2 separate regions of the Homo sapiens genome follow, and region 1 is linked to region 2. A link is a loop called in an ENCODE intact Hi-C map of the cell type or tissue named here. Cell type or tissue: ascending aorta. All regions are shown on one strand. Links, peaks and the distances in the headings refer to the core of each region. The heading gives the core; the rest is flanking DNA. Region 1 overlaps PAK3 (p21 (RAC1) activated kinase 3). Region 2 holds the start of ALG13 (ALG13 UDP-N-acetylglucosaminyltransferase subunit).

What was found. Hi-C counts contacts between places; a loop is a spot of excess contacts. Peaks named below come from ENCODE experiments on the same cell type or tissue, not always from the same donor. Only the 100,000 strongest peaks of a DNase experiment are listed, where the experiment ranks them.
Region 1: it touches region 2 in a loop (8-fold over the local background); 2 of 110 quality-filtered maps call a loop at or near these places.

The regions. Positions count from the first base shown.
Region 1 is chrX:111,097,364-111,110,350 of GRCh38, reverse strand. PAK3 (p21 (RAC1) activated kinase 3) reads right to left here. Exons shown (of 18, transcript NM_002578.5): 2 at 12,895-12,961; 3 at 12,667-12,776; 4 at 7,045-7,192. Among named protein-coding and RNA genes, the nearest start is that of PAK3, 7.7 kb to the right of the region's middle. In ascending aorta, for the core only: a CTCF peak has its summit at 11,359 (motif pointing left); a DNase peak (open chromatin) is centred at 11,340; H3K4me3 peaks cover 1,543 bases; H3K27ac peaks cover 1,227 bases.
Region 2 is chrX:111,667,573-111,682,157 of GRCh38, reverse strand. It overlaps ALG13 (ALG13 UDP-N-acetylglucosaminyltransferase subunit), which reads right to left and starts at 988. Exons shown (of 27, transcript NM_001099922.3): 1 at 859-988; 2 at 1-26. The coding sequence starts at 939. It also overlaps the pseudogene RNA5SP512. RefSeq lists enhancers at 532-591, 612-661, 732-921, 601-1,320. In ascending aorta, for the core only: a CTCF peak has its summit at 1,071 (motif pointing right); DNase peaks (open chromatin) are centred at 527 and 987; H3K4me3 peaks cover 1,454 bases; H3K27ac peaks cover 1,493 bases.

The DNA.
Region 1 (12,987 bases), core at 10,167-12,666, 580 kb after region 2:
TAAGCCTAGTACTGCCACTCACAAGCTGCGTGACATTAGGTACATCTCTTCACCCCTCTGAAGCTATTTCTTCATCTAGAAAGGGTGATCACGTCACCAGTAGATTGTGAGGATCACATATCCACATTTGGGAACTGCTTTGAAGTAATTCAAGACATTCTACCAATAGATGTTTACAGTTTATTTTCACAGATTTCACAAGCCATAAACAAAATCGCTATCATTCACTGAAATCTTATCATGGCCCACGCACTCTGCTAAAAGTTACTTAGGTACAAGTTCACATAACTTGCATAACCCCTGAGGTGTTATTACAGTATTTTCATTCCACATATGAAGAAGCACATTCATTAAGTCACTTGACCAAGGTCACAGAACTAGTAAATGTAATAGTAAGATTATACCATCCCATGTCTATGTGACATCAATGCCCGTGCACTTATTTCTGTTTCCTAAGTCACGGAAAGTTTCATATTAAATTCTGCAGTTACTCACAGCTTTTACATGAACATGAATGTTCTTAGGGCTTTGTCGTAAGTAAACTGTGCTTCCACTGTGGCGTTTGGGACGAAAGCCTGAAAATGAGCAGATCTTCCACCCACAAAACAGACATTTCAACAATCAGAATCAAGGACAGAAGAATGCCTATGGTAAGAGAACCAATTGCTGGTTCCACCTACATTAGGAATCTCTTCTACTCACCACCCCCACAAGTTTGGGTACTGGCAAATAAAGGTGGCATCACTGATGGCTTTACTGATTTCAAGGGTGGAAGTAGGACTAGAGGGGATAGCTAAATGAACAGGACACATTTCTGCAAGATAAACATGTCCTAAAGAGACACAGTAGTTGAGGAAACTCCATGGACTAATCCTATTTTTCACTCATCGTCTTGAGTGGGAATGAATACTGACACCTAGCTTGTGGCTAGGCAGAAATAAAGACTTAAAGGAAAACAGGCAACAAGTCCTGTGAAAATCAATCTTTGGCTGCAAAGAACCATACTGTTTCTCTGTTATGTCAAGGATCTGTCCCTTTGAAGGTGCCTACCTCAAAGGGCTATGGTAAAGATAATAAGCTCTATACTGTGTCAAACATTTACTATAAGCCAGACATTTTGCTAAACACTTTCATATATTATCTCATTTCATCCTCTTAACAACTCCATGAGGTAGATGACATTAGTGTCATTCCCATTTTACACATAAGGACACTGAGGCTTAAGGGGGATAAGTAATTTCTCTTCACTTGATCTTAGCCAAAAGGCCTAAGAAGCAATGGGGATAATTTCTCAAACAAGGTTACACAGCTAGGAAGTGGCCAAACTGGGATTCAAATGGTGGTCTGGCTGATACCAGAGTTGGTGCTCCTAACACCTCTATTGAAATGGAAGAATGGGTTATTAAACATTTTTAAAAGTATAAAATATCATATAAATGCATGATGGGTTTGGGAATGGGTTTTCTCAGTGCTTCTCACTGAATTCAAGCACACTCAGGCAGGTGCATTTTTCTCTTCCTAATATTCAGCCAGTCCTGCAAATTATATAAATTGCCTTTGGTGAATCTTGAAGTAATGGCCAAAAATTTCCAAATGTAAAATTGCCCAGCTGTTTCTCTTAAGCCAGCAGTCCTCAACCTTTTTTGGCATCAGGTACCAGTTTTGTGGAAGACAATTTTTCCATGGACATGGGGCAATGGGGTGGTTTTGGAATGAAACTGTTCCATCTCAGATCATCAGGCATCAGATTCTCATAAGGAGCACACAACCTAGATCCCTTGCCTGTGCAGTTCACAATAGGGCTCACGCTCCCATAAGAATCTAATGTTGCTGCTGATCTGACAGGAAGTGGAGCTCAGGAAGTAATGCTTGTCATCCACCACTCACCTCCTGCTGTGCTGCCCAGTTCCTAACAGACTGTGGACCAGCACTGGTCTGCAGTCCAGAGTTTGGGAACCCCTGTCTTAAGCTGTCTCTTGGAGGAGGTGGTGGTTAGATCTTAATAAGTACAATAATCTCACTAAGGTCTGCAGATCACTCTTATTACTCCACTTTAGGCCCAGTAACAGAGTACTCTGTTATACAATCTTCTGGGAATATGGCACAGCCCTGTGCTAAGCAAGCTATCTACAAGGAAGTTTACTTTGGAAAGTGACTTCTCTAAATTCTGACTGCTGTCCCCAACTACTTATGAACCGTCAAGACCTTTGGAGCCTACAGACCACTGGATTTCATGATAAAGATCCCTCCATGCCCAAGCTTCCAGACTGTTGCCTCATACTACTGTTTCATGGCAACTTGATCTTTCCCACACAAATGAAAGTACCTTAGAGTGCAATAGGTGTGTCTTTCACCCATTTGAATCTCTGGGCCTAGCTCTATGTGGGGCCTACAGACAATCCTCAATCTGAGCTGGTAATGCCACTGCAAATCTGGGATTGAGGAAGAGAAGAAGAGAGACACTGGGTCTGTATTGATAAGATGTTCCTGCTCAGGTATCCCCTTTAGTTTCTTAACTGAGTCTCACAAGTAGCTTTTCTGGACCTAGCATTGCACTAGGCATCAAGAAACCAAAATGAGTAAGATAATATAGTTCTTGCTATCAAAGAAGTTCTCAATCTAATGGCAGGGAGTTGGGTTATATTCCAGAGAATAAGCTCTTCCCTAAGGCATGCTAGAACCCATACCAAATGGCAGCTTGGGTATATTCTGAACTCATTTTTTGCTCCAGGGTGACTCCAGCAGGAGAAGCCATGTACTAGAGACACCCTTGCAAGATGCTCTTGTGTTTTCAAATCTCTGTTGGCACATGACTCTTGCACCAGGCTCCTGATCCATTAGTTCACTCCTGGGTTTGTGCTTCTTTTTATCCACTTGCAGGGAAATCTACAGTCTTTCTGAAGTGCAAGAAACTTCCTTCAGCTTGTCTTTATCCACGCCTACTGAAAAATCTCCTCTTGTAACTTGTTAGTAACAGCTGTTGAAATTTCAGTGGGGTCTACTATCGCACATGAACACTTACAGTACAAATTTACCTTATCATCCAGCTAGTTCATTAACCTTCTCTTTCCTTTCCTTGAGTGCCATGTTCCAGGGTTAACAGGGTATTAAGTATACCTGGCTAGATTAGAGGTGCCTGGTGGAAGCAGGCCTGCCCTTTCCATGTGTGTAATCAGCAGGCAATTCCAGATCATAAATATAAAACCAGAGACATGCACTTTTGCATAAGAAACCATTAACAGCACATAAAGAAACACATCCTTCATCTTCCTTTCACTATAGGAAAGAAATGAGGTAGCAAGTTAAGCCATAAACTTCCAGAAAATAAACACACCATCTAAACTCCAACCTGTGTTGGACAGGACTGGCTAAGGCTGTATTGGAGATGATTTCTGAAAAAAGAAAAAGTATGTGGAAAGGATAAGGAAAACTTGATCTGTGGGTTTGAGCCTTTTCTTTTTTAATCCTAGACATAAATTCTACTCCTTTCTGCTCTGAAAGGATCTATTTCTCATTGACCTCCTGGATGAGACCAACATTTTTCCTCTGGCAACTGGTTGCCAATATAACCTTTCAGCAGGGGTGAGGAGAGCACTAGTGGCAAACAAAGAAAAAAGAGACAACTGTGAATATAAACTATTTCTTGCAATTAGATGTATCCGTGTGTGTGTGTCAGTGAGAAAGTATATAAATGCAGGGCTATTGGGATGGGAGGGGGATGTGTAAGAGTTTGGGAAAGTATGTATGAGTGAGAGTGTGGGTCACTAGCAGTATGTGTGAATCAATGTGAATAGATGTGGGTCAATGTGATTATCTCAGTGGTAGTTAAGTGTCAACGTGTTCATGTGAGAGTCTGAGTAAGAGTACATGGTGGATTACGGGAGAGTGTTTGACTTCCTGAACAGGTGTGTCAGTGTAAGTGTATCAATGTAAGTGAGAATGTGGCATGGCGATTGTGAGTGTGAGTCTATGTTGTCATATGTGGTATCAGTAATTGCCTGTGTGAAGCACAGTCAACTATTGCAATGTGAATTGTGTATGTCAGTGTGGTATGTGCTAGCATGAATGCAAGTCAGTGACTGTGCATGTCATTATATGTGCACTGGTGCAAACGTGTGTAGCGAAGTGAGTAAGGGTGTGTCAGTATGAAAGTAGAAGAGTGGGAATGTATAAGAATGTGAGTGTGTGGTAAGTGTGATTGGGCCAGTGTGAAAATGTGTGATGTACGAGTGGGGGATGGTGTGTGAGGGGGTACACATGTGCATGTACACGAATGTGGAGGAGTGCTTGTCTGTGGGAATAAGGGCGTGTATAATTTTGAGTGTACAGTCGTGAATGTGAAAGTGAGTGAATATGTGAGTGTTAAGTACATGTGCAGTATGTATGTTTATGTGAATTTGTATGAGTACTGAATGTGAATAAGCCTATATATGTGTCAGTCAATGTGACTATACCTGTGTGTGTAAGTGATTGTGCTTGAGTTTGAGAGGGTAGAGTGACGGTTTTCAGTGAAAATGGCTGAGTTTATAAAAATATGTGTGTATGGTTGTATTTCAGTGTATGTGCCTGCAAGTTTGGTATAGAGTGTGATGATGTCTCAGTGTGAAGAAAGTGAGTGTGTGAGTGTGAATGTGTGGCAAAATGTGTGTTTCTATGTATGAATGTGATTATGTGTGAATGTATCAGGAGTAGGGAGGTTGTTTTAGCTCTGTGTATGTGAATGCAAAAGTGTGTAATTCTAAGTGTAAAAGTGCAAGTGGGTGAGATGGTGCTTATGATGTGAGAAAATATAAACGTGGATATATGAGCATGTATGCACGTTTGTGTCCCTGTGATAAGTTTGTGACTGTGAGGAAGAAACAGTGATGACATCAATGCAAGTACACTGGAGTGTATGAAATTGAGTGTATGAATGGCTGTGAGTATAAGAAACAGTTGGAGTGTGTGCAGGGGGAATGTCAATGTATTATTTGTGTATAGAGTATGTATGACTATACAGGAATTTGGGCAGGCAAAGGTGATTGTATCCTCTGTGTGAATGTAAGTGTGAAAGTGTATGATTGTGTGTGTGTGTGAGAATATGATATTAATAGCACAAAGGTGTGAGTGTCTGTGAACATGAGGGTGGGGTGTATGGTAAGTGTGTTGTGTGCATCAATATGAAAATGTGAATACGTGAATGTGAATTTGTGGCAGTGTGAATGTACCTAAATGTAGCATGTATGTAAATATGATTGTGTGTGAGGGTGAGGGCATAAGAGTGATCATCATTTTGAATGACTCCAGTATGAAAAGTGAGTGAGCCCAGGGGATGATGTGACTGTGTGAATGTACAAGAGTACAAGAATGTGCTTGTGAGAGTATGTATGTGTATGTGCATGAACTAAAGATACCAAAATAACTTTGGATGCTGGGAAACTCTCTCCAGGAAGTCTCTTTCTTCCCAAAGCCACAGCATGTCTTCTGTTACAGGCAAGTTACTTAGCTTCTCTCAGCCTCTATCTCCTCCTTGGTAAAACAGTAATGATGATAATACCTAACTTCAGCTAGTATCACTTGTATAATCAGAAACAGCAATAACTATTAGAAAAAAAAATACCTACCTTGCAAGATTATCATAGGAGAAAATGGTATCATGCCAGTAAAGAGCCTAGCACAGAGCTGGCAACAGTAGACAATAAATACAAGTTATTATTGCATCTGTCACAGAACACCAAAGAGCGATTCAGGGGCTTCTCATTTTAGTCAGTCCTAGTTACCTTCTGTCCGTCAAGGCCTAAAGAGGATCCCCTACCAGAACATCGCTAGAAAGTTGAATGCATCAGTATCAACAAGGCTGTAATTTCATACCTTCAATTCCATGGCTGAAACTCTGGAGCTTCCCTTTCATAAGAAGGCATCACAGAAACACCTGCTGCTGAGCTGCAGTTTTACCTTGTCTGTAGGCGCATTGTATGCTCAGTGTGAAAGGGAACTACATTGCTTATTCCTTGCTTGTTTTTTGTTTAGTTTTTCTGTTTTTTTTTTTTAATTTTGTTGGTTGTTTTTTGATTTGGGTAATAGGAGAGATGCCTAAGCAACTGATAGACAGAAGACCAGACAGAGGGACAGCAAGCTACAAGCAGGTAGCTGGACTGCAGGGAATAGCAACAGAGGCCAGATGGAGAAGCTGACAGAAGAAGTTATAATGCCTGCCTGAAAGGCAGACAAAAAAACAAATAGATGATCGGAGAGACAGGCCATGAAACCTGAAAGAAATGCAGAGGAAGAGAGAGAGGCCCAACTTGCAAAGCTGCTGGGGAACTTTTGAGCCCTTTTAAGGGAGACTAGAGATCTGTAAGATCTAGTCCCTGCCCTTGAAGAGCTTACAATCTAGTTTTCCTGGTAAGATGAATACTCCAGAAACCATGCAAGACTTATTTAAGGCAGTAGGGCAGCAAGTGCTACCCTGCACGCTACAGACTCAAGTGCTGTTGGAGACCTGGTGGAGGAAGTGCATCTTGGTTGGGTGGGAAAGCAGAGGGAAGGTTTGGGAAGGTTTAAGCTAAGTCTGACAGGCCCAGAAGCAGGGATGGAAGGGGTGGGGGTACACTTCAAACAGGAAGGTAAAATTAAGGTTATGGGGCAGTAGAAATCATAGGAACTGAATGGCAAATTTGCAGCATGTGGCTGAAAAGCCACCCAGGCACCAGGAAAGGAGGAGAAAAGAAAATGACAGCTTGATGGGAAGCATGTCTGTGTTATACTGAAGCTCTTAGATGGTGCTTGACATCTGCAACGGACTTGGCAACGATTGTTATGTTGTTTCTCCTCCTCACCCCAAAATGTAGGTCAAGGCTGTCATTCCCATATTAGAGATGGGAGGGAGGCAAGAGACTAAAGGCAGCTGTACTGGGCAAAATTCCCCAGAACATAGGGGTCATGCCCTGAGGCCTAGCTCACGAGGTCTAGGCAGAGTCTTTGATATTGGGAGATCTGGTGGAAAAGCAGCATTTGCCTGGATTTGGAGATCCCTAACTCCCTGCCCTGGACTCCATTACTCACCTCACACCGCCACCGCTGCAGGACTTCAGCACAGGTGGGCACTGCCCATGAGAAGGGTCCGGGCTGGCTTCAGCTCCTACAGACTCAGTGCTGGGCACACCAGCTGCCACAAGATGCAAGGACTCAGCTGCTCTTTCTTGGGGGAAACCTGCTGAGAGAAGCATTGTAGGGGAGAGGGAACCTCTTTCCCCACCTGCTACTGCTCCCTCATCCAACTCCCACCAAACATCTCTCTCTCTCTCTCTCTCTCACACACACACACATACTCTCTCTCTCATACACACACACACACACACTCTCTCTCTCTCTTTCTCAATCTCTCTGGTGAATTTCAGAATATCTCTTAAGAAAGCTAGAAAATCAGAGGGCTAAGAAGTGTAAAAAGGCATTGTTACATAGGATTCCAGAAAGGGCACGGAAGTGGGAGTCAGGAGTTGGGAGTTACAAGCTGAGAATTGCTGTTAGTCACCTCATCATTCTGGGCCTGCTTAGTATCAAGTGAAAAGGCCTGCCTTAGTTGACTTGGGTAAGTGTTGGAAGAACTAAATCAAATAGGACAGATGTGAAATATTTACATAGTCTGCATAATTATGGAGCAATGTGTATAATCACAGGAGGTGGTAGAGTCCAGTGGACAAAAGGAAACTGAGAGACAATGGCCAATGAAGGTTGGCTCTGTGAATATGTGAGCTTCCTGATGTTGTGGCACTGCATTCAGTTCAGTTCAGTTCATCCCTCAACTCTAAGTCTCCACCTCCATTTCCATTCCCCTTTTCACTAACCTCTTTCACTGGAGAAGTGGAAAAAAAGTCTGTCTGCCAGGCAACAGCATTCTGAGGTCTCCTAATTTGCTACCATCTCACAGGTGCTGAAGGCCCCAGCCTCTGACCCTAATTGGAGCTTCCCTCTACCTTCTCCTGTCTCCACCAGGTAAGTCTTCCACAGTACTCCCCAGGTTTCTTAGGATGAATACATACTGTTTACTGTTGTTGCTTGGTGATAATTTACCCTATTTTTCCCACAGAGGTTTCCATGTCTAACCATGAAGGAGACTGAGTCTCTTTGACCCCTCCCTTTCTGCCTTTTCCCACAATCATTTGAGCCTCTCAAGGGAGAGGCTGATCTTCTCTTTGTAGAACCCCAAGCTCTGCAATCCTTCCTACTCTGCTTTCCTTTCCCCTTCCCACAGTGGTGTTTGTCCTCAAAGAAAAGCAGAAACTACATGCTAATTCTCAAGGAGGCATGATTCAGGCTAGCACCTATTTATTACAGACCAGAATGAACAGGGTCCTAATCCAAAGAGATGGCTAGATGGATATCTAAACACGGAGATTGCAAAATTGAAGCCTTAGGGAGCCAAGAAAAGCCCCATGATCTCCAATTCCCCCTTCTGGAATTAAAACTCCAAGCCATACTCTGGGTCTGCCTCTTGCTCTTGGGCAAGACTCCAGAGCATGTCTGTCCCCCAGCATCCCTGGCATTCCATGTGTGCTTCCCACATGCACACTCCAGGCAGCCTTTCCAAATCCCACCCACTGCACCATTGAATGGTGTACTCGCCCCCTCCCTCCCTACGTGAGCTCACCCTGCAAGAGGGTGGGGTGAGGGGGAGAGGGGTGCAAGCTGCCAAAGCTCCAGAGAGGGGTGGGGCTCAAGGAGGACACAGGAAGAATGGCCTCAAGAAGCCCCCTGCCCATCTCTGGGGATGAGGGCAGACAGCAGAGGCAGCATCCACCCACTGGGGTGGGAAACAATACTAGAGGATGTAAGAGAAGGAGAACACACCCCCAACCTGTACTACCAAGAACCTCCATGTTTTAGAGCAAGATCAAGAGCTTTCCTGAAGCTTACCTCCCCCTCCCCCCAGCCTCAATTGTAGCACCACTTTTTAACTCCATGGCAACCTGCCTTTATTTCACCACTTGCTTGAGTCAGTGCAGAATCAACTGACAGGACACAGTATTCCACCTGGTAGCCACACTCCTCTCACCTGCCTGGGGGTGTGTTGTGTTGAGAGTAGGGCAAGGGGAGATATCCTGTGTGTGAGCACATGTGCATACTGGGTCATGTATATCTGCACAGTTCCCTGTACCATGTTGTATGTCTGTGTATGTGTGCTGTGTCATATCTACCATGACATGCATGTATTGAGTCTGCATCATATCGTGTGTGTGTACAGTGTCCTGTTAATATCATGTTGTATACGTGATCATGTCAATAAGCTACTGTGTGAGTGCTATGTGTCTGTACTGTGTTGCATGTGAATTGCATCTCTTCCATCCTTTGTGTATGTGCAATGTGTCTAATTCGTATTGTGTCATATCTTTATGCCATGTTGTGTGTCTGTATAGTGTTGTGGGCATTGTGTGCCTACATCATGTTGTATGCCTATACCGCCTTGTTGTACACCTATGGCTCAGCCTCCTGTTGGAGACTGAGGTAGAAATCAGTGCACACATCTTGTACATACCCAATACCCATCACTAACCCAACTCCACCCCCAGCCACCTTGCTGCATTCCAACTTCCTGACAGAATCTCTGTCTGGGGACTAGGGCTGCCACCTTGGCGGTGGGGGTAGGTGGAAGCTATGGACAACTACTCTGTCTACCACAGAGCCTTCCCATGCCAAGTATCTTGCTCAGCACCGAAGCTGTCTAGGAAAGGAGGTTTGGAACCTTTTTCAGGCCCAAAGGAAACAACGCTGGAGAGGAAGTTGTGGGGAGCTGACTCCCTCTGTGAACCCCCAGCCCCATCCATATATGCAAGGAGAAGGACTTGCAGGAAACGGTGGCTGGCTGAGTTTCTCTGTCAGGCTGGTTGGAAGGACTGGGAGCCTTCTCCACAAGGAGTAACCGCTGCACAAGGGCACTGGTGACCAGGCTGGGACCGGGGATGCATGGGGAGCTCTTAAAATTGTCCCCATTAAGGTCACTAGAGGGCACTGTTGTGCTGATTGTTAAGGATAGTGTTTCTTTTAGGGTGCTGAATTCCAAAAAGTGCCTGGGGCTCACAGTGAGATATGGGAGGAGGGCACGAAGGAGAAGGATATACGCCCTAAGCCAGGCCCTTCCTTCACCTTCATCCCAAGACTTTCTGTTTTGAGATTGAGTTAGGGAGTAAGGGCCACTAGTGAATATACGCCACCCACCCATCCACTCAGGTCTGTGAGACCCAGCCACACAGAACCTTTCAGGGGCTTGGTTATAGGGTCCCTAGCAGATTATTAACTTGGACTTCTCTTTTCCCTCCTGTTCCCCATTCACATGAAGTAAAAGTAAAGCCACACTGTTGAAAGAGATGAAATATATGTGGTTGTGGGGTTGTTTTGTATTGTTTTCCCTAAAACTGGAGGGCATACAAAAAAAGAAGGGGTAATTTTTCTGACAGGGGAAGAAGAGGGCTATACTTTAGTGGACCTGTCTTCATTACCAAGAATAAATGGACCACCTTATAGAACAACTAGTGCCAAGTTCATCGTTTGAAAGACAAGGAAACTGAGGCCTAGAGAGGGGCAAACACACTGTCTGGGACCCCCAAACACAACAGGGGTCCCAGACTGTCACTGTCTGGGACAGTGTGTTTGGGGGTCCCAGACCAGGCCCTAGCCCTCCATAACACTTGACTTCTGACTCCCAGGGTTCATTCCACCCCAGTTCCTGGTCCTTTGGCCCCTAAAAAACTTCACTCTCCAAATTCAGCCCCCTCCAACCTCAAAGAAAAACTCTGGCCTCCCTCTCCACCATGTGGGTTCCAAGGCCATCCTATTCCATCTCAGCAATCAGGCCTCTCTGTGACTACACCTTTCTAATGATTTCCTCTTCCCACCAGTAAATTGTTACTCTCTTTCCAGTTTTCAAGGTCCATCTCCCCATTATGTTTCCCAGACTTAGACCCAGCTGTAGCTGCACCGTTTTGCTCCTCATTGCATCCCCTGGGTTTAGCACAGATTGCTCCAACCTGCAGATAACTGACCAAATGTGGAAATCAGACACAGATCTATTGCACTGATTAACATTTCCAATTAAACCCCCGGTTAGGCTGTGTGTATTAGTGACTCAAATAATCACCGCGTAGGTAAATGCAAATGCCTTCCAAAGCCACAGAGCGCGGTAGGAAGCGACGCATATCTGGGAGGAAATGGAAATAGACTGCCACACCCGGAGGTTCATTTGGTTCTCCGGTAACCCTAAATGAGATTTTAAATGTGTGGCTATTATTTGATCCGAGGCTGAAGCATCACACCTGAAATGGAGGACTCGGGTCCTGCGCGTCGCTGCAGGCCCTTTTCCGCCCCCTGCTGGAGAAGCTGTGTAGTGCCGACTTGGCAGACGAGTCCATTCCAGGCCCTGCAGAGGGAAACGCCTAGCCCCCGGCAGGTGGGGGTGGGGGTGGGGGACGCGTAGCGGAGGCTTAAGTACGCCCCAGATGCCTAGAACGCTGCACTTACCTTCCGAAGTAAAGGTTTTACACAGTTCCCTGCGCACACAGGGTCCCCAGGGATCCTGAGAAGGAGGGCTTTTTTTCTTTTTTTTTTTTGAGCAGGGGTCCCAGACCAGGCCCCAGCCCACCCATGTAAAAGCAGTCAACCTACCTGTCTAGGCCAGATTGATAGCGCCTCCACTTCCCTTTGAGGCACCGTCCTTCCCCACTGCCCTCTCCTTACCCAGGAGGAAAGAGCCAGTTGTTGAGGCTGCTGCTCATTGAGTTTCTTGTTCTCTTGGTTAAAGCTACTGGTTCCTGAAGGTGGGTTACGTGGGTGGGGATGCTGTTGATTTTAAATATCTAGAATCATCCTTCTAATTCTTGGCTGAGCTACAGCTGCCTCAACCTCCAGAGTTGCCTATCTCACCAGAGAATTCAGGGCTTTTGGGTTGTTGGTAAGGCCACGACTTTTCTTCTCTCTCTCTCTAGTTTGCTCCTGCCTTCCTGCCTACTACATCTGATCTGTACACCTGATTTTTTTTTTTTTTTTTGCCTTGGCCACCTTCTTTAACCTTAATTTAGTAGCTTAGTCTCTGAACACATAATAGCAAACTCTCGGATGTCAGCACCTTCCCATCCCTGCAGTTCTTTTTATTTCTCGTTTCCCTCACCTGGTATGTCCACCACTCACCCTCTCCCAAGACCTCAGCAAACTTGTTTGCCCTATATACCATTTCCACCTCTGACCAGGAAATTCTGCAACCTGTGGGAATGGTTAGCTGGTGAGAATGTCCCTAGGGTCCTGTGTCCCCTAGCTTATAACCCTATTGCATGTGAACCTCCTTTTCCTGTCAGATCTCTCCTACAAGGCCCAGCTGCCTGTCCGGAGACTTGCAGGGTCAGCTCCTTGACATCCTAAGGTCTCTCTGACCTCAGGATTCTCAGCTGTCAGCTCTTGCCCAGGCTACCTCCTAGTCTCTTCCCATTTTGCTTCTTGCATGGGCTGGGGGATATGACACTTGTATCCAGAAACAGAGGCTTACAAATGGCTCTCTCTCCAAGCCTCTGCCTGTTAGTCATTCATTACCATATCAAGTCTTTTTGCCCAAAGTTGCCCCTGATTGGAGGCCTCAAGTACCAAATCACAGATCTTGCCCAATTATAATTTTGCAAATGGCCCAGTGAAAACCGCACTGACCTTTACACCTTGCTCATCCCAGAACAGGGCCACGGTGTTGTCACCAACAGGAATGGACCTCCTTCTGTTCCAATACCTCAGACAGCCATACACTTGGCCTGGATTTGAGTCTGCAAAACCATGAGGGGAGCAAGACTAACATGGCTAAAGGCTTCCCTGCTGAAAGCCGTTTTTTAAAAATAGCACTGCAACCGCCCCCATCATGCTTCCCAAAGCCAAGCCACTCACCCTTCTCTCCTTCGCTTCTACAGACCAACAGCCCAGAACCCTCAAGTCTAGAATCTGGAACTGGATTCTGAAAGGTGGGACCAAAAAAAAAAA
Region 2 (14,585 bases), core at 1-2,500:
CGGTTGTAACCAAGGCTCTCGATTTTCTGAAAGAGGAAATCAGAATGTGAGGGCCTTTTAAACTGGCTATGTAAAACAGAGCAGGAACCACCACCACTACTAAAGTTTGACGTTAACATCGGAGCACGGCCGCCAAAAAGCCTATCTGTGGCCGATTTCACTTAGTTTTCAAAACTATTTTCTGGTCCGGGGCCCGACGAGGAACCTCCCAAGCACTCATGAATCTAAGCGACCCAGCTCGCAGAGTCCCGCGAAAGCCACAGCAGGAAAAGACTTTGGAAAAGGAGTCGCAAACTCGGGGGGAACCCAGGCACTACCCGTTCTGCCTCACTTGATCAACTGCGAGAACCGGGAGCCCTGAGGGGACGACGCGCGCTGAGGAGAGGAACCGCGCGGGCTCCGGCCAAGTGCTGAGGGGAAGGAGCCGGGCTCTGAGGCGAGCTCGGCTGGCTCAGACGCCGGCGCCGACGTGCGGTCCACAGGGGGGCCTGAGGAAAAACTGCCGAGCCCGGTGGAAAACCCGAGCTCGGAGGGGCGGAGCCGTTGGAAGGAGGGGCGGAGGACGCGGAGGCGGAGAATAGAGCGCGGGGGCAGACCGGAAAAGGAGCTGAAGAAATGAGGGAGAGGAGCGGCCGGAATAATGGGAAGAGGAAACAGGCAACCCCGAGTGGCCGGGTAGCCGGAGAAGGGCCCCGCCGGGCGTGGGCAGAAGCCAGCTAAGGGGCAGCGGCACCTGTGGTAGAGTTGCGGGGGTTTCTTTCCGAGCGCGACGGTCAGGCAAGGCTAACGCGGCTGGCAGTATGGCCGGAGATGGCGGGTGGCGAGCCAAGCCGCCGCCTGCTCGCCTCCCTCACTCACTTGCAGACTGTCGGGCGCCGACACACACGCAATGAGGTCGTCAAAGCTGGTGGTCCCTACGGTAACAAACACGCACTTCATGGCGCGGGTTCCTCAAGCCCTGATCGCAAGGGCCGGATATGACGCAACTGAGGCCACGCACGTTGCAGTGACTGCCTTCTGTGAGGGAGGCGGAAATCCGTAATGGCCGCCAGGGGGCGGCGGGGCCCCGGGCTGTGTCACCGGTTGGGTGGGGCAAAAGACTATTGGTGGCCTAGGTACCAGCCACTGTTCTAAGCCCTTTATGTGTAGGAGCCAGCTCTTGAGACCCCTCACTATAAGGGAATGGGGAATTGCCAAATGTAATTAACTTTTTCAAAACTGATGGGTAAAAAAAAAAAACATCATACCCTAAGCATTGAGTTGGTGTCGTTGCGTGGGTACCACAATCTTTTAATGACAGACAAGTTTGAGATTTTTTTGTTTGCTGCCAGGTTTTGTCAAGATACATTTGAGAGATGGTTTTACTTCGAGTTGGCTAAGGGGATATGAAAAATAAAAGTGCCTTACCAGGCACAGTGGCTGTAATCCCAAGCTACTGGGAAGAATCACTTGAGCCCAGGAGTTAAGACTAGCCTGGGCAACATAGCAAAACCCTTGTCTCTAAAAATATTATTTTTTAGGCCAGGTGCCATCGCTCAAGTATGTAATCCCAGCACTTTGGGAGGCCAAGGCAGGTATATTATTGAGGTCAGAAGTTCCAGACCAGCCTGGGCAACATGGTGAAATCCTGTCTCTCCTAAAAATACAAAAATTAGCCGGGCGTGGTGGCAGGCTCCTGTAATCCCAGCTACTCAGGAGGGTGAGGCACGACAATTGCTTGAGCCCAGGAGACAGAGGTTTCAGTGAGCCCAAGATCCTGCCATTGCACTCCAGCCTGGGTGACACAGAATGAGACCCTGTCTCAAACAAACAAAAAAAATTTAATTAGCCGGGGGTGGGAGCACCCACCTGTGTTCCTAGCTAGTCAGAAGGCTGAGGCTGCAGTGAGCCATGATCACACCACTGCACTGCAGCCTGGACGACAGTGAGACCCCGTCTCGAAAAAATAAAAAAACTAAAAATAAAAGGCATCTTATAAGGTATGGGGTCTTGCTCTGTTGCCCAGGCTTGATTCTAACTCCTGGGCTCAAGCAGTCCTCCTGTGGCAGGCCACGTCTCACTAACGGAGGCCTCCATAACAACTGTTTCAGTACTGAGTGGTGAAGTTAATATTAAAAGCTAAAAAAAGCCAGTGCCCTTATACAAAGGCTGGAATGTAACTAAAGCCCACCAAGAGTTTTGCCTAGGCCTTTCCTGGGCCCTAAAGCATGACAAAATAACAAAGGAAGTCTTAACATTACCCATTTAGGATTAAACAAGTTTTATTGTGGGTCTGAAGAAACTCCCCAGGCCTCCACAAACAAGTTTGTTGGGAGTCCGAAGGAACTCCCCAAACCTCTGTGATTTAGCAGGAGACAAGATAAGGGTAATCACGCCAGCACCTGGACTCATTTAGATTTTTTTTTTTTTTTTTTGAGACGGAGTCTCGCTCTGTCACCCAGGCTGGAGTGCAGTGACACAATCTCGGCTCACTGCAAGCTCTGCCTTCCGGGTTCACGCCATTCTCCTGCCTCAGCCTCTCAAGTAGCTGGGAATACAGGCACCCACCACCACGCCCGGCTAATTTGTTGTATTTTTAGTAGCGACGGGGTTTCACCATGTTAGCCAGGATGGTCTCGAACTCCTGACCTCATGATCCACCCACCTTGGCCTCCCAAAGTGCTGGGATTACAGGCGTGAGCCACCGCACCTTGCCGGACCCATTTAGATTAAGTAAATTTACTGAGGCTCCAGAGGAAGATCTTCAAGATTCAGACCTTATTTATAGATTAAAAGAAGTTAATCACTTATGTCTTTAGATGAATGCACACTTACATGTAGACATATAGCTTAGAAGGTATATAAGCTCTGGAAAACATCGTGATTTTGAGTTGGTTTCGTGATAATATCCAGGCCTTTTCCCTGTAAACAGTTACAGAAATAAAAACTCTCTTCCTCCACAGTTTATCTGCATCTTGTTATTAGGTCACGAGAAATAGCAGCCCCACCCTCAGTTTGGTCCGAGAGCACTCCCGCCTCCGCCTCCACCTCCCAAGTAGCTGGGACTACAGGTGCATCAAAAGTGGCTTTTAGAAAATCACTCTAACTGGCTGGGCACGGTGGCTCACGCCTGCAATCACAGCACTTTGGGAGGCCGAGGTGGGTGGATCACAAGGTCAGGAGCTTGAGGCCAGCCTGGCCAGCATGGTGAAACCCCATCTCTACTAAAAATACAAAAATTAGCCAGGCACGGTGGCGGGCACCTGTAATCCCAGCTACTTGGGAGGCTGAGGCAGGAGAATCACTTGTACCTGGGAGGCGGAGGTTGCAGTGAGCTGAGATTGTGTCACTGCACTCTAGCCTGGGCAACAGAGCAAGATTCTGTCTCAAAAAAAAAAAAAATCGCTCCAACTTGGGCTCTTCTACCAACTGTGGTTCTCAGAAAACCAGGGCCCTCTAGGGTCCCCTGGAAGCTGCAAACAGTTAACCTCCATTAGCAAGCATGACTTGTAAAATAGAGGTGATAAAGCCTGAAGCATTGATCTACAATCTATTGAATTATTCCAGTGAACCATTTAAATATAACATTACACATTAGGACGATAAAGTACCACAGATAAATTACACTTAGGCAGGCACATATAGGAGAGGTTATTTCTCAAAACTCTCCTTTTTTCTCCTACCACCATCATAACCATTGTTAAGATAATTGCTCACTCTATCTCCTTCTAATGTTTTGTGTATTCCCTATTTAAAATATCACCTTAGCTCATATTTGTGCTTTGCCCTGCCTGGATATATACAGAAGAGAGGCTGTGAGAAGAAATTATTTTAAGGAGGAAAAGGATTGGAGGTAAATTGGGCCTAGAACATAGCCTGAGAAGACCCTTGGGCCTATTTCTACAGGATGTTTCCTTTAAATCTTGTAGCTTAGGCAGTTGTCCTTTTGAAGAGTAGCATGCACAATGGCAGGAAAACTCACCAGCTGCCTTTCTGAAAGTGACATCCAACAGAGACTTCTGGTTGGGACTTGGAAACTACCCAATCAGGACTCAGCTGTTTTCAACTAATGGGGACTACTTTTGAGTTGTTTATTTGCATACACAAACTTGATTAAGGGCTGGGAGGAGAACTTTCCCTATTTAAGCCAGACCCACTCTTTGTTCTTCGGAGCACTTAGTTTACATTGGAGGCTGTGTTCCCCCATCTGCAGATCTCGGGCTCTTAGGCTGAGGTCTCCGAGACTTTGTTTTCTCCAGGGAGCATGTTCACTTGCCTCTATGGGCCCTGTGGGGTACACTCACACTTCGTGGAGTACTTTTGCATTTTGCAATGTACTTGTGCTTGGTGGAGTATGCTCACATTTCAAGTTTTGTGGGGACACTCATGTTTCTGTTGTACTCAAAGGGATGCCTTTGTTATAGTGCCATGGGTAACCCATGTTCTAAGGTAATGGTCTCCAACCAGCCACCTTATGGTGCACTGATGACTTTTATATTTAAAAACCTATGGAGAAAATTCTTGTGCCTATTTAAGGCTCTGGATGAAACTTTTGGATTTAAAACTTCTTTGGCTACATTGGGGAGCTTTCTGTATCCCTAATCAAATTTATTTATGCCTGCAATTAGAACAAAGACGAATCTAGGCCTCTCAAAGACAATATAAGGCTTTCCTTAATAGGTACTATGAAAACTCCAAATGGAATCAAGAATTTCAGACTGCCTTCTTGAGAGAAACTAATTCCGAACTCAGTGCCTCCAAAAACTTGAAAATCCTCCTAGCCCAGATTCTGTTCCCAAGAAGGACTCAAACCCTTTGTTCCTCTTCCTTTCACTCCCTCTGCACTACCTCTACTTTATTCTCCTCTGCCACTACCTTCTTCACTTTCTGAACCTCCTTTTTTCTCCTCACTGTCTATCCCAGGCACACTACCCATAACCCCTCAACTCCTCTTATTGCCCCATTTAAAATAAGTGAAAATGTAGAGGGAGGTCAAACCATTTCTTACATTCCTTAGTCTAAATCTGAACTCTTGGCGATTGTCCTAAAACTGACTTCCTTGAATTTGAATGCCACTTTCATTTAATCGTAAGCGCATACTAGCCCAGACTCACCAAAATCTATCAATTAATTCACATGCTGGGGGTCATTTTTGTGGCTCAAACATGTATATGCCTAACTAAATGGATAAAACCTCCAGAGGACTGCCATTTCAAAAGGGACATGGCCATAACAAAAGCAAAGAAAATAACCTGTGATTTGTTAAAGGTCATTCCAGTGCTTTTTCTCTGGCAAATTAATTGGAAAGCCATTCAACGATTCACTCAAAAAAAAGATGAGTCTGCTTAGATTATTTTGACTGGTTCAAAAAGGCTTTCCAAGCTGGGTGTGGTGACTCACACCTGTAATCTCAGCACTTTAGGAGGCTGAGGCAGGAGGATCACTTGAGGTCAGGAGTTCGAGACCAGCCTGGCCAACATGGCGAAACCCTGTCTCTACTAAAAATACAAAAATTAGCTGGGCATGGTTGTGCATGTCTGTAGTCCCAGCTACTGAGGAGGCTGAGGCACGAGCATCACTTGAGCCCAGGAGGCGGAGGTAGCAGTGAGCTGAGATGGCACCACTGCACTCCAGCCTGGGCAACAGAGCAACTCTGTCTGAAAAAATAAAAATAAAAAAAAAATCTTTCCAGCAAAATTCTGGTGTCAAGGACTTAACAGAGGATACCATTAATCTTTTTGATTCTAGTTTTCTTTCAGGGCTTAACTGAACTCTTAATGCCTTAGTCAAACAACATTACCTCAATTGGACCTTTAAGAAACCCCACGAAATTGCCTCCTTGGCAAACTATCTCTCTAAAACTTTGTAAAGAGACAAAGAAAGAATAAATAAGACACTTGATTATCAGGAAAAGACCACCACGTTCATGGCCCTACATATTCAGCAATTTAAAAAACAATCACAGAACCAAAATGTTCTCAAGAGTCTGGGAAACAGGATCTATTTCTTTCGCAAGGGCTTTTATCACTACAAAAGAGATTATGAAATATACAAATGATGGCTTCAGAAGAACCCAGATAAAGCTAAGAAAAATGCAAGCTTTTTCTTCATTACAAGATTGGGGTGCTTCAGGGAGATAAAGGCAATCTTCTTCCTTCTGTGAACCAGCTGAAGAAGGTTGGTTTGCAAATAAATAACAAATTGGTCCAGGCGTGGATAGATACTGGTGCCACACTCTCAGTGCTAAACTCCAACTCTTTTTTTCAGATCGCCTTCCCTAGAGTAGTCAAACCACCCAAATGGTAGGGATCCCCAGCCAGCCAATGATAGTCAGGTGAAATCCAATTCCTTATCAGATAGGGCCCATCATTGGATACCATAGCTTTCTCCTCCCCTCTCTTCCCATACATTTATTAGCAAGGGCCTTCCTTGAAAAGAGTCAAGCCAACATCTTTTACCCATAAGGGAAATGTGTTATTTTAAGAATAAGCTCACCTGAGACCTCTACTTTTTTTTTTTTTTAAATAAGGTGGACTTGCTCTTTCACACAGGCTGGAGTGCAGTGGCACAATCGTGGCTCACTGCATCCTTGACTTCCTAAGCTCAAGTGATTCTCCTACCTCATCCTCCTGAGTAGCTGGGATCACAGGTGGGCGCCACTACAGCTGGCTAATTTTTTTACATATAGAGAAGAGGTCTCGCTATGTTGCCCAGGCTGGTCTTAAACTCCTGGGCTCAAGCGATCCTCCCCCCTTGGCCTCCCAATGTGCTAGGATTACAGGCATGAACCACTGCGCCCAGTCTAAGACCTCACTTATGTGTTTCCCTTGTGAGCCCCTGTCTGTCCAGCCATTTCTGAATAACCTACCTTAAGGGAATTATCTGAGACCCTATGGGCAAAAACGAATACCAATATCTGTCTTTTTCACTCAGCACCACCTATTTTCATTCAGATAGATCCTAACAATTCTCTTCTAAATGTGAAACAATACCCCCTCAATTCTGAGGCATTAGCAGGCATGGAACCGATCATTGATTATTTTATTTCTGAGGGACTCATTGTCCCCTGTGCTAGCCCATGCAATACCTCAATTTTACTCGTGCAGAAACATAACAGGAGAGGATGGAGGTTTGTTCAACAACTTAGAGCCGTAACCAATATTGTTATTCTTGACACCCCATTGTGCCTGATCCACCTACACTCTTACATAATATGCCTTCTGACACCCAATATGTCTCTACTCTTGACCTCTGCATTGCCTTTTTCAGCATCCCTGTTTACCTGAAAGTTTCTTTTCACCTTCATGTGGAGAGGCCAACAGTATACATGGACAGTGCTTCCTCAGGGATATACTGAGAGCCCTATCTATTTTTTCCAGATTCTTTGAGCAGACCTGAAAAAGATAACCTTTTTATAAGGTTCAACCCTTTTACAATATATTGATGATATGCTTTTATGTTCTCCCTCTCAAAACACTTACCCTGCTGACACTCTTCATTTTTTTTCTGCCAACTGACCCTCAATAAATGTCATAATGTCTCTAAAGAAAAATTACAATTTGGTCAAGATTCAATTAAATTCCTTGGATATGTATTAACTTCCTCAAGGCTAAGCCTTGATCCCTCTCACATTCAAGTTATCTTTTTCTTCCCCTTACTTGCTACAAAAAGGCAGCTCAGAGTATTTTTAGGGCCTGTGGATTATTGCAGAATATGGAACCTAATTTCTCTCTGATGGTACAACCCTTATATTCCTTACCTAAAGCCTCTTTTCCCCATTTCCTTGTCTGGATTACTGATGGTGAACAAGCTTTCCAAGTTTAAAAAACTCAATTGTCCACTACCCCTACCTATGACATCCAAATTATTATGATTTTCCCTTTTTGTGCATGAAGGAGAGGGTAACACATTAGGGGGTTTGCCTTAGCCCCTTGAGGGCAACGATCAACTGACTGGCTATTATAGCCAATAGCAGTACCCTGTGGCACAAGTATTGCCCCCCTATCTGAGAACTGTTGCTATTACTTCTATGCTTATAAAGGCCACTAAAAAATAGTCATACAGTCCCCTCTCACTATGTATGCCCCTCATTCCATTGAAAGCCTCCTCACTTTTCATCATACCCAACATCTTTCAGCCAGCCGATTGACCTATGAGATACTATTTTCTTTTTCTCCCAATTTAGCCATTGCCCACTGCAATCTATTAAAACCCTTTTATCATCTCCAGTGGAAGACATCCTGTGACTGTGTCAGTTTTACAGATACCCTCCTTTTACCCAGCATATACCCAAAGGAAATGCCTCTGCCCAATCTGGACTTTGTCTAGTACACTGATGGGTCTTCTCTCAAGAGCCCTGCTGGCTCTTACCTCGCAAGATACGCCATAGTTTCCCCAGCAGAGACTATTGAATAGGACCCCCTTCCCACGGTCTGGTCAGCTTAACAAGCAGAATTGCATGCCTTCACATGAGCCTGTTTGCTGGCTGGAGGCAAAACAACTAACATTTTATACAGATGGTAGATTCGTCTTTGGTGTTGCACATAATTTCGTATGCCCTGGAAACAATGAGGTTTTTTGACCTCCTCCAGACAACCTATTAAAAATAAAGATTTTTGTTTTGACACTTCTAAAAGCTATTCAGGCTCTATTATCTCTTGCTATTATCAAGATCCAAGGATACTCCCCTGAAAACTCTGAAGACAGTAAGGGCAATCATCTTGCTGATGCAGCTGCTGAAGCTACAGCCCTACAAGTAACTCCCTTGATCATGCTCATTCAATCCTCAGCCCCCATGCTTGCCCATTTGATTACCATTTTTCTAGACTTTTCACATCTCAGAAAGCAGTTTCATATCTTGAAAGGGGGAAATGGATGAAACAAAGTTGCACATTTAACTCCCAAACAAGATTATGAGAAGGGACAAATAGACATCCAATCCTCCCTAGCAGTCTACAGACACAAACAGACCTTTATACATAACCTAATTCACTACAATCTGGATACAGTGAATAAATGGGTCAGACAATACTTCGGAGAAATTTCCCCAACAGTTGCTTTTTAGGTATACAAACTTTGTAGCCTCTGTCCCCAATATACTCCAGGTGAACCCCTAAAATGTCCTTCAGGCCAAGTATCACTTCCCAATGGCCTTTTTGCAGAATGGCAGCTTGACTTCATCCAATTACCCCCATCTCATGGATACAAAAATGTCCTTATAATGGTTGACATGTATTTCCATTGCGTTGAAGCTTTCTCCTGCAGACAGACTACGGCCATGTCAGTAGCCAAAGTACTCCTTGAAAAGATCATTCCTCTTGGGGAATTCCAACTGAGCTATATAGTAACCAAGGAACTCATTTAACTGGCCAAGTATTAGCAAAAATTTGGAACATTTAGCCCATTCTGCAGCATTTTCATTATGCATACCACTCCAGTCTTTTGGGCTGGTTAAATAGATAAATGGGGTTATAAAAACCCAATTTGTGAAGATCCCAAGTACTTTTAACCTGCCCTGGCATAAGGCCCTCCCATTGGCATTGCTAGTTTTACAATCCACACCTAGTAGGAAACACTGTCTCTCCCCTTTTGAGATCGTTGCCGGTCTGCTCATGCACCTGGTTGAAGAAACGTTTTCCCTGCTCGGTTACAGGGAGACTTCCTAACCTACTACCAATGCCTTGTCAAAGCTTTAAAGACTAACCGCCACAAGGTTGTGGAATCCTTTTACAGGCCCAAATCAGATAGTGACCTCTGGCATCGCAGCCTCCAGCCTAGTGATTATGTACGTTGGTAGAGACATCAATTGAAAGATTACCTTCAGCCTTGTTGGAAGAAGCACTCTTTTCAGGTACTGTTAATCAATCTCTGTGCTGCCAAGTTACAGTGTATTGACTCTTGGATACATATATCTCACCTAAAAATGGCACCAACTCCTGGAGAATCTTGGACATAAATGCCAGTGTTTAATACCAAATTCAGATTACTAAAACCCCATCTCCAGGCCAAGAAGACAACATCTAAGGTTGACAGCTAACCCAGGACACCAGACCAGGACTGTATGAGTAATATGCTCAGCCCTTACATTTACTTTATTTCTGCCTTGATTGTCATAGCTTTGGGAATTCTCTGTATTTTAGACATTTTTTTTGACATGTTAAAATTTAAAATAGTTCCTAGACAGGGCAGTTCCAGACGAACATCCTGTTTGCGCCTCTGAGCTAAGGCAGTTCCTGTAACCAGTAATTGGAGCTGAGACACAGTGGCAGGAAAACTCCCACCAGCAGCCTGAAAGGAGCATCCAACAGAGACTTCTGGTTCTGGCTTGAAAACTACCCATCTGGGACTCAGAAGTTTTCAACGAATTCGGGCTGAAAGAGTTTGAATTCTTCATTTGCACATATGGACCTGATCGAGGGCTGGGGTGGGAACTTTCCCAATAGCATGCTTTCAGTTTACAACAGAGGCTGTGATTGTTTTTTTAGAAAATAAAACTCTTCGGCCAGGCGCAGTGGCTCACTCCTGCAATCCCAGCACTTTGAGAGGCCAAGGCAGGTGGGTCACATGAGGTCGGGAGTTCGAGACCAGCCTGACCAACATGGACAAACCCCGTTTCTACTAAAAACACAAAATTAGCTGGGCATGGTGGTGCATGCCTGTAATCCCAGCTACTCGGGAGGGTGAGGCAGGAGAATCGCTTGAACCCGGGAGGTAGAGGTTGCGGTGAGCCAAGATTGCACCACTGCACTCCAGCCTGGGCAACAAGAGTGAAACTCTGTCTCAAAAAAAAAAAAAAAAAAAAAAAAAGAGGAAAGAAAAGAAGACTCTTCTTTGTTTTGTTTTTTCCTTTGCAGACCTCATGGTCTTTTGTTAACAAAATTAGTGATAACGGTGAAACTAGTTTTATAACAATAAATATAGAAAGGTCATGGTTGAATAATGAAACAAGCACAGTCATTTTCTGCCCAAAGAGAGAATAAAATATGAATATTTAGTGAAATATAAAGACAAAAATATTCAAACGTATTACCTATCCTAAAAAAAAAATTCTAGGACTTAAGATTTCTACACATGAATCAGAGACTATAATGCCTTATTTGCTATGAATTATACCACAAAGCACAATAAGCTACAGAAACCATTTCTTATATGTGGGCTAATAAAGAAATACATTAACTATTAAAATAAAACTCTAAAAATAGTTTACAAAACAACTTCTAGCTGATACATTAGAATAGAAGCAGAATAGACCAATGTGTCCTACATATTACACCACGCCGCTACTCTAGCTATATGACCTCCAAGAAATCATTTAACCTCTCTTGAGCCTCAGTTTTCTCACTTATAATGAAAATAACAGATTCAGATTAGGTCTTTCAACTATACACTCTGTGACTCTAAGAGCAAATATTCTGCTGTTTGATAACAAAGGAAAAAGTAAAATTCTTAATACATAATATAAATCCATATTTAATGTTAATGTCATATCTTGTACTGATCATATTGATTCTTATATTTATAAATAACATTTGTATGGCACTTTACAGTTTTATTAAATGTCTTCATGTTCATCATCATATTTTAATCACACAGCTTCCCTATGGAGTAACAGAATGGGAGAAGTTAAGCTGTTTGCTCGAGATCACATGGCTAGGAAGCAACTTACTGAAGAAGTCCAGCTCTTGAGCTGCTTAAGCCTGGGCAGGTCTTTTCTTGCCTCCCAGAGGTAAATCAAAGCAACCAATGAACTTTAACTTTGTACACTCTGTTTCATTTGTTATTCTCCTTCCTGGATTATTTTGGGGGTTATTATTTTATTTCTAATTTATACATGACCATTAAGTTATTCCCATTTGGTGCAGCAATAGCTGGGAATCTGATATCATCGCATGATTATTCAATCTCTGCATTAATAGGTTATATAGATTAATAGCAATGTATTATAAAGGAGTATTTCCTGTTAGGCAAGAGAAAACAGAATTCCCTTATGAGTTTTGTTTGTCTGCCAATTTTGTCTTCAAGTCAATTAAAAATTTATGCCATCAGGAAGAAGAATAGCTTTTTGATATCAGGATTGGCAAATATTTGTGTTTCTGTGTTTAATCTTGATCTGTGGCTGAAGTTGTAGATCTGAAGTTATAAGTTCTCTGTGAATCTGTGTGGCTGTAATTCAGAAAGACCTTTACGTCTCATTGAATCTGTGAAACTTTTTCCTATAAGATATTAAATTAGTCTATGGCCATACCACCCTGAATGTGCTTGATCTCATCTGATCTCGTGAAGCCAAGCAGGGTGGGGCCTAGTTAGTACTTGGATGGGAGACTTCCTGGGAATATAAGCTGCTGTTGGCTTAAAAAAATTTTTTTGTATATTAAAAATAAAAAAATAAAGGAGCACTGTTCTGATTAGAGAACATAAGTACATAAAGTACTTATGTTAAGTTCCCAGAAAACAAACAAATTGACTTATAATACTTTAAATGTACTAGACTTTAACAAAACATCTCTTACAGAAACTAATTCAGAAACCAAGATTACATAATTAGCATTATTTTGACAATTATGGTTTTTTCTGATTGATTAGTGTAAAGTAAAATACAAGGATATATTGTATTTTACTTGGATTTCTTTTTCCTAAACTTGCATAGGTTTACTGATCAAATAAGTTAACATTATTCCAAAAAATGTTTTTGATTATAAAAGAGGTAAAGTTGTATTCAAGAAAATGAAATCATTACTCTGACAAATTTTATATCAACAGCTATTATGCTTTGAAGTAGGCCAGATTGAAGATTATTTCCAAGATCTTTAAGCAACTCAAAATCATGGACTGACATTACATTGAGTTAATTAATGGGTAATCATTGGACAGAATTTTTTTTTTTTGAGATGGAGTCTCGCTCTGTCGCTCAGGCTGGAGTGCAGTGGTGCGATCTCGGCTCACCGCAACCTCTGCCACCTGGGTTCAAGCAGTTTTCCTGCCTCAGCCTCCTGAGTAGCTGGGATTACAGGTGTGCACCACCACGCCCAGCTAACTTTTGTATTTTTAGTAGAGATGGTGTTTCACCATGTTGGTCAGGCTGGTCTTGAACTCCTGACCTTGTGATCCACCCGCCTCGGCCTCCCAAAGTGCTGGGATTACAGGTGTGAGCCACTGCGCTCGGCCTAGCTTCTACTTTTAATCCTTTACAATATCACATATTAAGTAACCTATGGAAAACAACACTGTATACTCATGAGAGAATGAGAGTCAAAAGGGCAGATGACATCTCATTATTACGAAAATTGTTTTGACCTCACAGATCCTCTAAAACAAATATGAAAGAGCAGAAAGAAAAACAAAACTTGGAAAGTGCATTTTATTTGCCTTGATTTATAATACCTGAGTCTGAAAAGAAGCTATTAAATATAGTAAGATAAAATTTACAATGGTCCCTCAGTTTAGTTGGGTTTGCTTCCTTTATTTAGAAATTAATGCTTCCACTTGCAATGTAAAAAGTTAATCTTTATCTTCTGTGTAATCTGTGTAAATAGAAGAGATTCTGTGCCTTTCAAGAAAAATGTTCTATGATTAAATTGTCTTTATTGTGTCCTTATCTATGGGAAAAAAATCCCATAGAGCATATGGTTTTTACTTATGAAATAATGAACATTTTTACAATAGTGTTACCTTCTGTGTTTTTTCCAAATGCTTTATTTTTACTTTGATTAAATAGGTAAAGAAGTATTATTTCTTAGACTCTTATGATCTCACCTAATCAACTCCACAACTCTTAATTTTGCCCTCCCAAAATCAGTTTCTAAATTTGATCAAATAAAATAAACATTTCAGGTGGTATATATATATATATATATAATGTATATATATATAATGTATATATATATATAATGTATATATATATAATGTATATATATATATAATGTATATATATATAATATGTGTATATATATATATAAATATATATATATATATATAATGTAATTGTTTGTTTTTGAGACGGGGTCTTGCCCTGTCCCCCCCATGCTGGAGTGCAGTGGCACGATCTTGGCTCGCTGCAACCTCCACCTCCCAGGTTCAAGCAATTCTCCTGCCTCAGATTCCTGAGTAGCTGGGATTACAGGCACGTGCCACCACGCCTGGCTATTTTTGTATTTTTAGTAGAGATGGGGTTTCGCCATGTTGGTCAGGCTGGTCTTGAACTCCTGATCTTGTGATCTGCCCGCCTCGGCCTCCCAAAGTGCTGGGATTACAGGTGTGAGCCACCGCGCCTGGCCCTTTAGGATATATTTTATACCTAAAACTAAAACTTTTAACCTAAAACCACTGAAATTTCTCAGAGGGCCTTTGGAAAATCACAGAGATTCATTATTTGACCTTATAAAAAGAGATGTTGGAAATAGTTGTTAGATCAAAAAAGATACTCAGCCCTCTCTAAGTTGTTTTAATAAAATGTTATTAATATAAGCCCGGGCGTGGTGGCTCATGCCTATAATCCCAGCACTTTGGGAGGCCGAGGCGGGCGGATCACCTGAGGTCAGGAGTTCGAGACCAGTCTCAACATGGAGAAACCCCGTCTCTACTAAACATACAAAAATTAGCCGGATGTG